2 separate regions of the Homo sapiens genome follow, and region 1 is linked to region 2. Evidence: read pairs that join two places in POLR2A ChIA-PET (ENCODE). Cell type or tissue: B cell. All regions are shown on one strand.

Region 1 (5,000 bases), 730 kb before region 2:
CACCCAGCCCAGACTAAACTTTCAAAAGCAATACCTAAATACTGAAAATAAATGAAACAAATCAACCTAGATATGTATCAGTGGGTGATACAACCACACAGAACGGAAAGAACTTAAAACACAGTGTTCATCCCCAGAGGGAAACACCCTTGCAAAAAATATGTCTTAAAAAAATCTTAAATTACTTTCAGTAACTACATTGGTGGTAGTGTTGGTATTATCATTCTAAAGTTGTTGTATGTGTACCGTGAGATAAATGGTTATCTTGGAACTAACGTATGAATTGAAGGTCTATTTTATCTTAAAAGTAAAAATAAGCAAAAACAAAGAAAACAACTCCAACATTTTCTCTAGCATTGTACATTGAAAAGACCTAGAAACAATGAACAATTCAGTAGTAGCGAACACCTCCACCACCTAGATTGTTGTCTTGAAATACCATTTACCACTATAAAGAAGAAATGCCTAATTATAGGTCTAGAGCAGGAAATGGCACATCTTTACATACCAGCAAGCAAGGAATCAATCAAAGTCTACTAGGATCATGTTGAGAAGACTCAAGAGCCAACTTGATGAGGCTCTCACTGTATGGAACAATTTAAGCATTAAGGATAATAACTGCGATGGACCAAAATACATTACATATATTCAAATCCATGAGTTCAAAATGAATCTAAAGGGGAAAAAAGGAAAAATTAAGAACTAACTGGCCACTGTCAGAGATGCCAGTGAAGCAGCTCAATATTCTGAAAATTGGTAAATAAAAAGGAAAGAATCAAACATATATCCTGGCTTTCCTGTGTAAATGATACCACTGGGTAACCAAATAGTAAATAAGGGAAAGTTTCTCTTTCTAGAAACAGTCCAACCAATAAAGAAGAATGATAGAATTAGAATAGCATCCCTCTGCAACCCCTAATTGGGTATGAATCATCAATGACTGGTACCATCACAAAAAGACAACCAGATATTATGTGCATCCAAATAGAAGAATACAGTACTACACCTATGAGGTGGCTGTGTGTGTGCTGGAGTGGGGTGTTAACGCTGAATCTGAGAGCAAGCCTCTAGATGCTACAACCACCTTAACAATTTACAAAAAATACAATAAACAAAGGAATATGTTGAACACCACCACAGGAATGTAATCAGCAAAATCCAGGCCTTGGAAGCTCTATAGCAGCAACTGGCAAACTACATGAGATGCCTGTTTTTGCCAACCCTTGCTCTATGGGATAAGCAAGTTGCTTTTTTCAACAAATAAAATAGTAAGAGGAAAACAGATGGAAGGGAAAACCTCCTAAAACATTTCAATCAATCACAACATACAGATCTTACTGGTATCTGGATTTAAACAGCATATAATAGAGAAAAATCTACAGAAAATTGAACATTTGAATCCTAACTGTATGTTTCATAATATTAAAATTTTTATTTTAGGAGTGCTAATATAAAAAATAAGAGTTCTCTTTTAGAGATACATATTGAAAATTTTCAAGGGAAATATGTTTGGATTTGTTTCAAAATAATGCAGAAGGGAGAAAGTAAACAGAGGCATAGGGGAAAATAAGACTGGCCATTATTTGAAAACAGCTGAAGCGAGGTGATTGTTACACTATGCAGTATCCCTGAATGCACATAGTAATATACTCAGTAAGCATGTTTAGAAGCATTAGATCATAATGGAACCTAGATACATTTATGTTTCTAGATGTTCCACTAGACATTATTTAGAAAGAGGAAAAAGGTCATTTTAAAGAAAACTTCTCTAAAAATGTAACCTCATCTTTTGATACAATATGGCAAAATCTTGCTCCCTGATAAGAAATACATAACTGTTCTTCCTTCAGATATATTTCCATCTGTTTAAAAATTGTTCGTAATGAAGTTTATTATTTAAGTGGGGATCCTTAGCTATGATGCCTTCATGCAACTCACAAAGTGCAAAACTATAGGAGTAGTCCTTGACAGAAGCTAATATCTAGCTGCCAAATAATATAAAGACCTCGACTTCCCCTTTTTGCAAATCAGTAATCTAGAAAAGGTACTCTCTCAATTTGAGAGTTAATTTTTCTCATAGATTCTTTTTTTTTTTTTTTTTTTCAAGACAAGTCTCGGTCTGTTGCCTAGGCTGGAGTGTAGTGGCACAATCTCGGCTCACTGCAACCTCCACCTCCCAGGTTCAAGCCATTCTCCTGCCTCAGCCTCCTGAGCAGCTGGAACTACAGGTGTCCAACACTAGGCCTGGCTAATTTTTTGTATTTTTAGTAGAGACCAGGTTTCACCATATTGGCCAGGCTTGTCTCCAACTCCTGACCTTGTGATCTGCCTGCCTCGGCCTCCCAAAGTGCTGGGATGACAGGTGTGAGCCACCATGCCTGGCCCCTCATAGATTCTTTATCACTAGGAAATCAATGTACTTAGGGACAGGCCTACAGACTTTCACCATTCTAATATTTCCTTCCCGAATATTCCAAATGATCAGCAACATTTCTCCCAGAAATGCAATTTTTCTCCAAAATACAACTTCTCCTCCACTGTGACAGAGAGGCAATATATAGCCTCAGAAGCATTTGTGGCTCACTAGCATTTCAAAGGCAAGAGTGTTGCAGAAAAGAAAGCATGCTGAGACAATCAACTAAGTAGTCCACAAACACAAGCCCAAGTACTCTTCTAGGAAATACTACCCAGAGGAAATAACTGACCTCCTCATTATTTTTTCTGAATCTAGTAAACAAAGGAACCCATATCTCTATTTGAAAGTACACCATTTAAAGAGGACATAATCCTGTCCTACTTGGGTAACTGTGCTAATTCTAGAGCTAACACATACCAATGGGCGCTGACTCCCTTCACGGGGGATGCATGCATTTATCAGATGAAAACCAACTCAGATCAAAACCACCAAACCCTCTCTGGTTTTTATAAGATTAAAAATAAAAATAAAAAATTAAGGACACAAAAACAAAGGGTTCTTTAGTCACAGATATGAGAAAAAGACAATGGATAATTTTTATGTAGAAACTGATCTATAGATGTCTGCTTACAGCATCTGTAAGTCACTTTAAAATGTACACTATGTGTATCACATATAGCAGCAACACGTTGTTACACAGTGAAGTGCAGTCATTTTCAATACACACACACCCCAAGTAAATTTCTAGAAATTTTTAATCATTTTTAGACTATGCCTGTTGTAGGAGTGTTACATTAACAAAATTTCAAATAAAGCTTTGAAAAGGATATTAGTACTTTTAAATGACTTATTTTATATCAAGTGACAAGAAAAAAATCAAGAAGAATGTAGACTTCTCAAAAGACTAGTAACCAGAGTTAGGTTTTACAGAAAGGATGGACTTTTTTCTAAAACTCTGAAAATGACAGGAAACTCATAGTAACTCCAATTATTTTTCTGGCAACAAAAATTTCAGCTGCCAATAGTTTTTTTTTTTTTTTTTGAGACAGAGTCTCACTCTGTCGCCCAGGCTGGAGTGCAGTGGTGCAATCTCGGCTCACTGCAAGCTCCACCTCCTGCGTTCATGCCATTCTCCTGCCTCAGCCTCCTGAGTAGCTGTGATTACAGGTGCCCGCCACCACGCCTAGCTAATTTTTTGTATTTTCAGTAGAGACGGGGTTTCGCCATCTTAGCCAGGATGGTCTCGATCTCCTGACCTCGTGAACCGCCCGCCTCGGCCTCCCAAAGTGCTGGGATTACAGGCGTGAGCTACCTAGCGCGCCCGACCTTGCCAATAGTTTTAAGTACTTTGTGTACATCACGTAAATAACTCAGTATTAAATTTAAGACAGTTATATGAATTAAAGAATTATGAAGTCAAAATAAGATTCCTTTTCCAAGCCCGTCCACCCACAATATCGAATTCATAGGACTAAATGTAAACTTACTTGGGCTGTTAGAAAGGTATCATCTTCACCTTCTTGAGCTTCAATTTCCTAAGTAAAAGGGTATACAATAGCTTTGCTTTATAAAATATCGGGGTAACGTGAGAATGCTTTTATGCTTACACCTGATTATCATTTGCCTTGTGTTCTGTATAATATCTGCGATACCATGGGTACTAAATCAATGCTTAATATTCAGACTATATTTTTTATGCCAAAAAAAATTAGCCATGTCGCTAGAGAATTAGAAATATTTCTCTTGAGCCCCTCATTTATTAGGGTAGGTAGAAGGGAAGTGTTTTAAGCATGAATACTAACAGCACTGACTCCTTAACCCACTGACTTTCTTAAAATGTACTAACATACTTCAAGGCAGGACAAATGGTCTATTTCAAAGAAAATATTTGAAATATTATCTGCTTTAAAATTAAACTTTCATAAGTAATTCCCCACCCTTGATATAACCAAAGAAATGTAAATTAAAGTAACCTTTTATACTTGCTAAGGTAGCAGAAAGGGGAAAAAACCCTACCACCAAGTAATGTTGGCAATGCCAGAATGAAATTGGTACATTCATTCATCGTGGAGTAGGAAAAAAGCCTTAAAACTTAAAATGTCCAAAATTAAAGGAGTGTCTATTAGATATGTAGAAAGCAGTCTAATAAATTATGGGGAAATTATGAAATTATACGTCATGTGAAAATACAGAATAAATAGGAACTTACTCTATAACAACTATGTATAAATATATATTATATGAAATAAGCAAAAATTTAAAAGGTTGCCTAAGGTGGTAGGATTTTAGATGACTTATAAGTAGCTTTAGTAACACATCTTTTAAAAATTCTGAGACTTCCAAATTGAACTAGAAAAAAATACTTTTTATTATTTAAAACTTAATTTATCTGTGTCATGTTTTAAAAAAAACTGGCTAAAGACCTGACTTTCGATGTCCTCTTTTTCTATATCTTCTATTCCTTCTGCCTCTATTAATTCATGAGCTCTCTTGTTTTCTTCTGCAGAGAGTAACTCCTTGGAATGCACATTTTCTTCTTCATTTTCACCAAATTCTTCAGAGTCCTTTAGTTCATCATTTCCAT
Region 2 (5,000 bases):
CTCTGAATTCAACATCATTCAGTACAAAAGTCCACACATTATCGCAGAATCTGTACGTATTTAGAGAGCCCTTTAAAACAAAACATTTAGAAATACCGTGAAACGTTTTTTCCCCTCACATTTTTCTCCAAAGCAATTTAAGAGATCTTAGCTACCAAGAACATAATAAGTTTAATGCTTAGCTTAAGATTTTCCTTAACTTTAATCCTAGCTATTAAAAAAACAACCACCAGACAAATTTGCTAAGGGAAGATTTCAAAAATATTTTAGTTGGCAGACTGTATTTTTAGTCTGCATTGCAAATTACTTACCTGAAATATGAAGAAAAAATAAAAACTTGCGTTTGTATTTCTATTGCCCTCATGTGGCTAAGTTATGAAAGTTCATTCAAATTATGGAAATATTTGTTAAAAGTTACATATTTTATTGTGTATGTTAATTCTCCAAATGTACAAAAGCAGGGATTTCTTAGAAACACTAAATTTTAATCCTGTGACTTGGCTCAGATGCATTACTGCATCGGTCACTAAGACTACAACATTCATTGTCTTGTGCAACTTATAATTTTTTATACGTTTTCATTTTATTTTTTTGAGATGGAGTCTTGCTCTGTTGCCACGCTGGAGTGCAGTGGTGCGATCTTGGCTCACTGCAACCTCCACCTCCCAGGTTCAAGAGATTCTCCTACCTCAGCCTCCCAAGTAGCTGGGACTACAGGTGCCTGCCACCACGCCCAGCTAGTTTTTTTATTTTTAGCAGAGATGGTGTTTCACCATGTTGGCCAGGATGGTCTCGAACTCTGACCTCAGGTGATCCACCCACCTCAGCCTCCCAAAGTGCTGGGATTACCAGTGTGAACCACCGCGCCTGGCCTATATAATTTTTTTTTTTTTTTTTTTTTTTTTGAGACAGAGTCTCACTCTGTTGCCCAGGCTGCAGTGCAGTGGTGAGATCTTGGATCACTGCAACCTCCGCCACCCAAGTTCAAGCTATTCTCCTGCCTCAGCCTCCTGAGTAGCTGGGATTGCAGGTGTATGCCACCACGCCTAGCTAACTTTTGTATTTTTAGTAGAGACAGGGTTTCACCACGTTAGCCAGGCTGGTCTCAAACTCCTGACCTCAGATGATCTGCCCGCCGTGGCCTCCCAAAGTGCTGGGATTACAGGCATGAATCACTGCACCAGCCTATTTTAATATTTAAAAAGAAATAGAGACAGGGTCTTGTTATGTTGGCCGGGCTAGTCAAACTTTTGGCCTCAAGCAATCCTCCCGCCTCAGCCTCCCAAAGTGCTGAGATTACAGGCGTGAGCCACCATGCCCAGGACACATTCTTATAATTAAGAAAAAAAAATTGTTTAAAGTAGGAATATATATATACTTGAGCATCAAAAGGAAATTTTTACTTTTTTTTTTTTTTTTTTTGGAGATGGAGTCTCACTCTGTGGCCCAGGCTGGAGGGCAGGGGTGTAATCTCAGCTCACTGCAACCTCCACTTCCTGGGTTCTAGCTATTCTCCTGTCTCAGCCTCCAGAGTAGCTGGGACTACAGGGCGTAGGCCACCATGCCTGTCTAATTTTTATATTTTTAGTAGAGATGGGTTTCACCATGTTGTCCAGGCTGGTCTCAAACTCCTGACCTCAGGTGATCTGCCCACCTTGGCCTCCCAAAGTTTTGGAATTACAGGCGTGAGCCATAGCACCCAGCCTATTTTTATTTTTTTGAGATAGAGTCTCACTCTGTTGCCCAGGCTGGAGTGCAGTGCTGTGATCTTGACCAACTGCAACCTCTGTCTCCCAGGTTCAAGTGATTCTCCTGCCTCAGCCTCCCAAGTAGCTGGGATTACAGGCGTCTGCCACCATGTCAGACTTATTTTTGTATTTTTAGTAGAGGCGGGGTTTTGCCATGTTGGCCAGGCTCGTCTTAAACTTCTGACCTCAGGTGATCTGCCCACCTCGGCCTCCCAAAGTGCTGGGATTACATGTGTGAGCCACCGTGCCCGGCCGGAAATTTTTAAAAAGAATGTGATGAAAGTCGTGCATAGACACCAACAGAATACAATTAAAACCTGAGATATACACATGCACACATATAGTCACATAGGAAATTTAGTAGGCAACACTTAAATGCCTAAAATCTTCAACTCAGAAACCACCAAGCATGAAAATGCTGCTTGCAATATTATTGTAATAGCAAAAATGGGATTCATTCTAAATAGTCTATCAAGTGAGAATGACTAAGGAAAGTGATAGCTATGAATGAATGAATATAATAAATGAGTAATTACTGTGTGCTAGACTATGCTGGCCTCTGAGGATACAATGGTAAGCACAGCTCCCTGCCACTGGTGAGCTGAGTTTAGCAGGGAGATCATTAAAACAGGTAAATACGTAGTATAACAGTGCTATGAAAGAGTAAGTTACTGGGTACAATGAGAGTACAGCAAAGGCACTCAAGAGTATGGAGGACACAAGGCAGAGAGCTTCTCTCAAAAAGTGAAGTTTAAGTTGAGTCCTAAAGAATAAGTAAGAGTCAATGGAGAGGAGGGATAATGGAAAGGAAGACAAACACTTGGAATGGGGTGGTTGATTCCAGAAAACAGAACGTGTCAGGAGGTCCTAAGATAAAGGAGAACCTTGGAAAACCTTTGCCCCATCCTAACGGTACTGGGAAGTCAGTGAAGGATCTTAAGCATAAGAGTCTGATCAGATTTGCATTTTTGGTGATGACATAATGGGTTAGACAGGAGTATGACTAAAGGAAGTAAGACCAACTATGAAGCTGATGTCTGTTAGCTGGGTGAATCAGAGAGGTGAAAGTGGCTTTACTACAGTAATAGTATAGTAAAGGGATCAATAGAAATGGAGAGACTTTTAAAGTAGGACCGGTAGGAATGGACAACTATAAATATGGTGGGGTTGGGGGACAGAGAAATCCACGGTAACTCCCAAGTTTCTGACTTGAATGTCAATGCATTCACAGAAAAAGCTGGTTGGGGAGTAAAGTTAAATTTGGAACTTGTTGAATTTCAGGTATATCTAAGTCATGATGTCCAATAAGTAATTGGAGTATAGGAGAAAGCATGTGATTATGATATTCAGTTTAACCAAAGCCAGAGGGTTGGATGAGACCAAGGACAGCGGACGCACGCTGTAACCCTAAGAAATACCAACAATTAAATGATAAGCAGAGACAGAACTACAGAGGAGTCTGAGAGCAACAGGCCAGGGAATACGAGAAAAGCTCACACAGTATGGTTTCAAGGGAAATAGGGGTTCAAAAAAACAATCATCAATAGCACTACAAATGATGCATTAGATTTAGCAAAAGTAACTCGGCAACAGCAATTTCAGTGGAGTGATAAATATACTGAAAGTCACCCATGACGTTAAGGGAAAAAGACACAAAATTGTAAGCCTATAAAATATATTTAAAAATTAGATCTCCTCGTTTGCTACAGTCTGAACCTCTGGAAAGCTAAACAGCTAGATGCCAAACTCAACGTTCATTTCCAGCATCCTGAAGTTGTGTGTAATCCACGATCTTAAGAGTGTGTATATTACTGGCCGGGTGTGGTGGCTCACACCTGTAATCCCAGCACTTCGGGATGCTGAGGTGGGAGGGTCACTGAGGTGAGGAGTTCAAGACCAGCCTGGCCAACATAGTGAAACCCCGTCTCTACGTAAATATAAAAATTAGACGGGCATGATGGTGGGTGCCTGTAATCCCAGCTACTCGGGAGGCTGAGGCTGGAGAATCGCTTGAACCCAGGAGGCGGGGGTCACAGTGAGGCGAGATCACACCATTGCACTCCAGCTTGAGTGACAGAGTAAGGCTCCGCCTTAAAAAAAAAAAAAAAAGTGTGTATATTACTTTTTTTGTTTTGAGACAGAGTCTTGCTGTGTTGCCCAGGATGGAGCACAGTGGTGTGATCTTGGCTCACTGCAACCTCCACCACCTGGGTTCAAGTGATTCTCCTGCCTTGGCTTCCCAAATAGCTGGGACTACAGGAATGCGCCACCACACCCAGCTAATTTTTGTATTTTTAGTAGACACGGGTTTTACCATATTGGTCAGGCTGGTCTTGAACTCCTGACCTCAAGTGGTCTGCCTGCCTTGGCCTCCCAAAGTGCTGGGATTACAGGCATGAACCACTGTACCTTGCCTTACTTTCTCTTTTAAAAAATGTGTAGTCTTTTATCCCTCGCCACCCTCCCACCCTTTCCCCAAAGTTCCCAAAGTCATATCATTCTTATGCCTTTGTGTCCTCATAGCTTAGCTTGCAGTAAATTACTTTCATTGGATAATGTTATGTAAATAATTTAAACAAAGCAAGTCCTTGGGATTTATGAGCCAGTATGTGAGTATTCACTTTCAAATATAAAGCATTTTAGATGTAGATTGGAGTGAAAAATCTTACATATCATATGCTGAAATTCCATTAGTTGCAGTATAAATGTATATGCTTCATTTATTTTACCACAAAAATAAAATGCTACAAAACTTGACTGAAAGATATTAAAGTATATTAAATGCCTTCCAACTGTAAATGAAAATTGACAATTAACATCATCAAAGTGCACATTAGCTACGTAACTTCTGAGCCAACAAATGTTTTTAAAAAGGTAAACGTAAGAAATAATATAATCTTTTTAGAATAATTTGAATTAGAATCTCTAACATGAAATAAGCTTTTCTGTATATAATTTTTACTTATTTAAATATCTTGCTTTTTCACTGATTTGAAAGTCAGAATCCATTTAGTATCTTAAGTATAGTATAAAAACGATGTTTATATATATGTATATACTATATATACATATACTCTATAATTATATAATTACAAACATAATATATACATGTCTTTCATATTATATAATTTATATGCGTTTATACATATTTACATACATATAGTTTTTTTGAAGCAGGGTCTAGCTGTGTCACCCAGGCTGAAATGCAATGGCATGATCATGGCTCACTGCAGCCACAACCTCCTGGGCTCA

Evidence for each region. Peaks named below come from ENCODE experiments on the same cell type or tissue, not always from the same donor. Only the 100,000 strongest peaks of a DNase experiment are listed, where the experiment ranks them.
Region 1: POLR2A ChIA-PET joins it to region 2 with 7 read pairs; 4 of 35 experiments call an interaction of 5 or more read pairs at or near these places.

Annotation. Positions count from the first base shown.
Region 1 is chr15:58,908,660-58,913,659 of GRCh38, forward strand. SLTM (SAFB like transcription modulator) reads right to left here. Exons shown (of 21, transcript NM_024755.4): 4 at 4,840-5,000; 5 at 3,904-3,951. Among named protein-coding and RNA genes, the nearest start is that of SLTM, 23 kb to the right of the region's middle. In B cell, no CTCF peak of the experiment used is centred here; no DNase peak of the experiment used is centred here; H3K27ac peaks cover 420 bases.
Region 2 is chr15:59,642,193-59,647,192 of GRCh38, forward strand. It overlaps GTF2A2 (general transcription factor IIA subunit 2), which reads right to left. Exons shown (of 5, transcript NM_004492.3): 4 at 1-70. Among named protein-coding and RNA genes, the nearest start is that of GTF2A2, 13 kb to the right of the region's middle. In B cell, no CTCF peak of the experiment used is centred here; no DNase peak of the experiment used is centred here.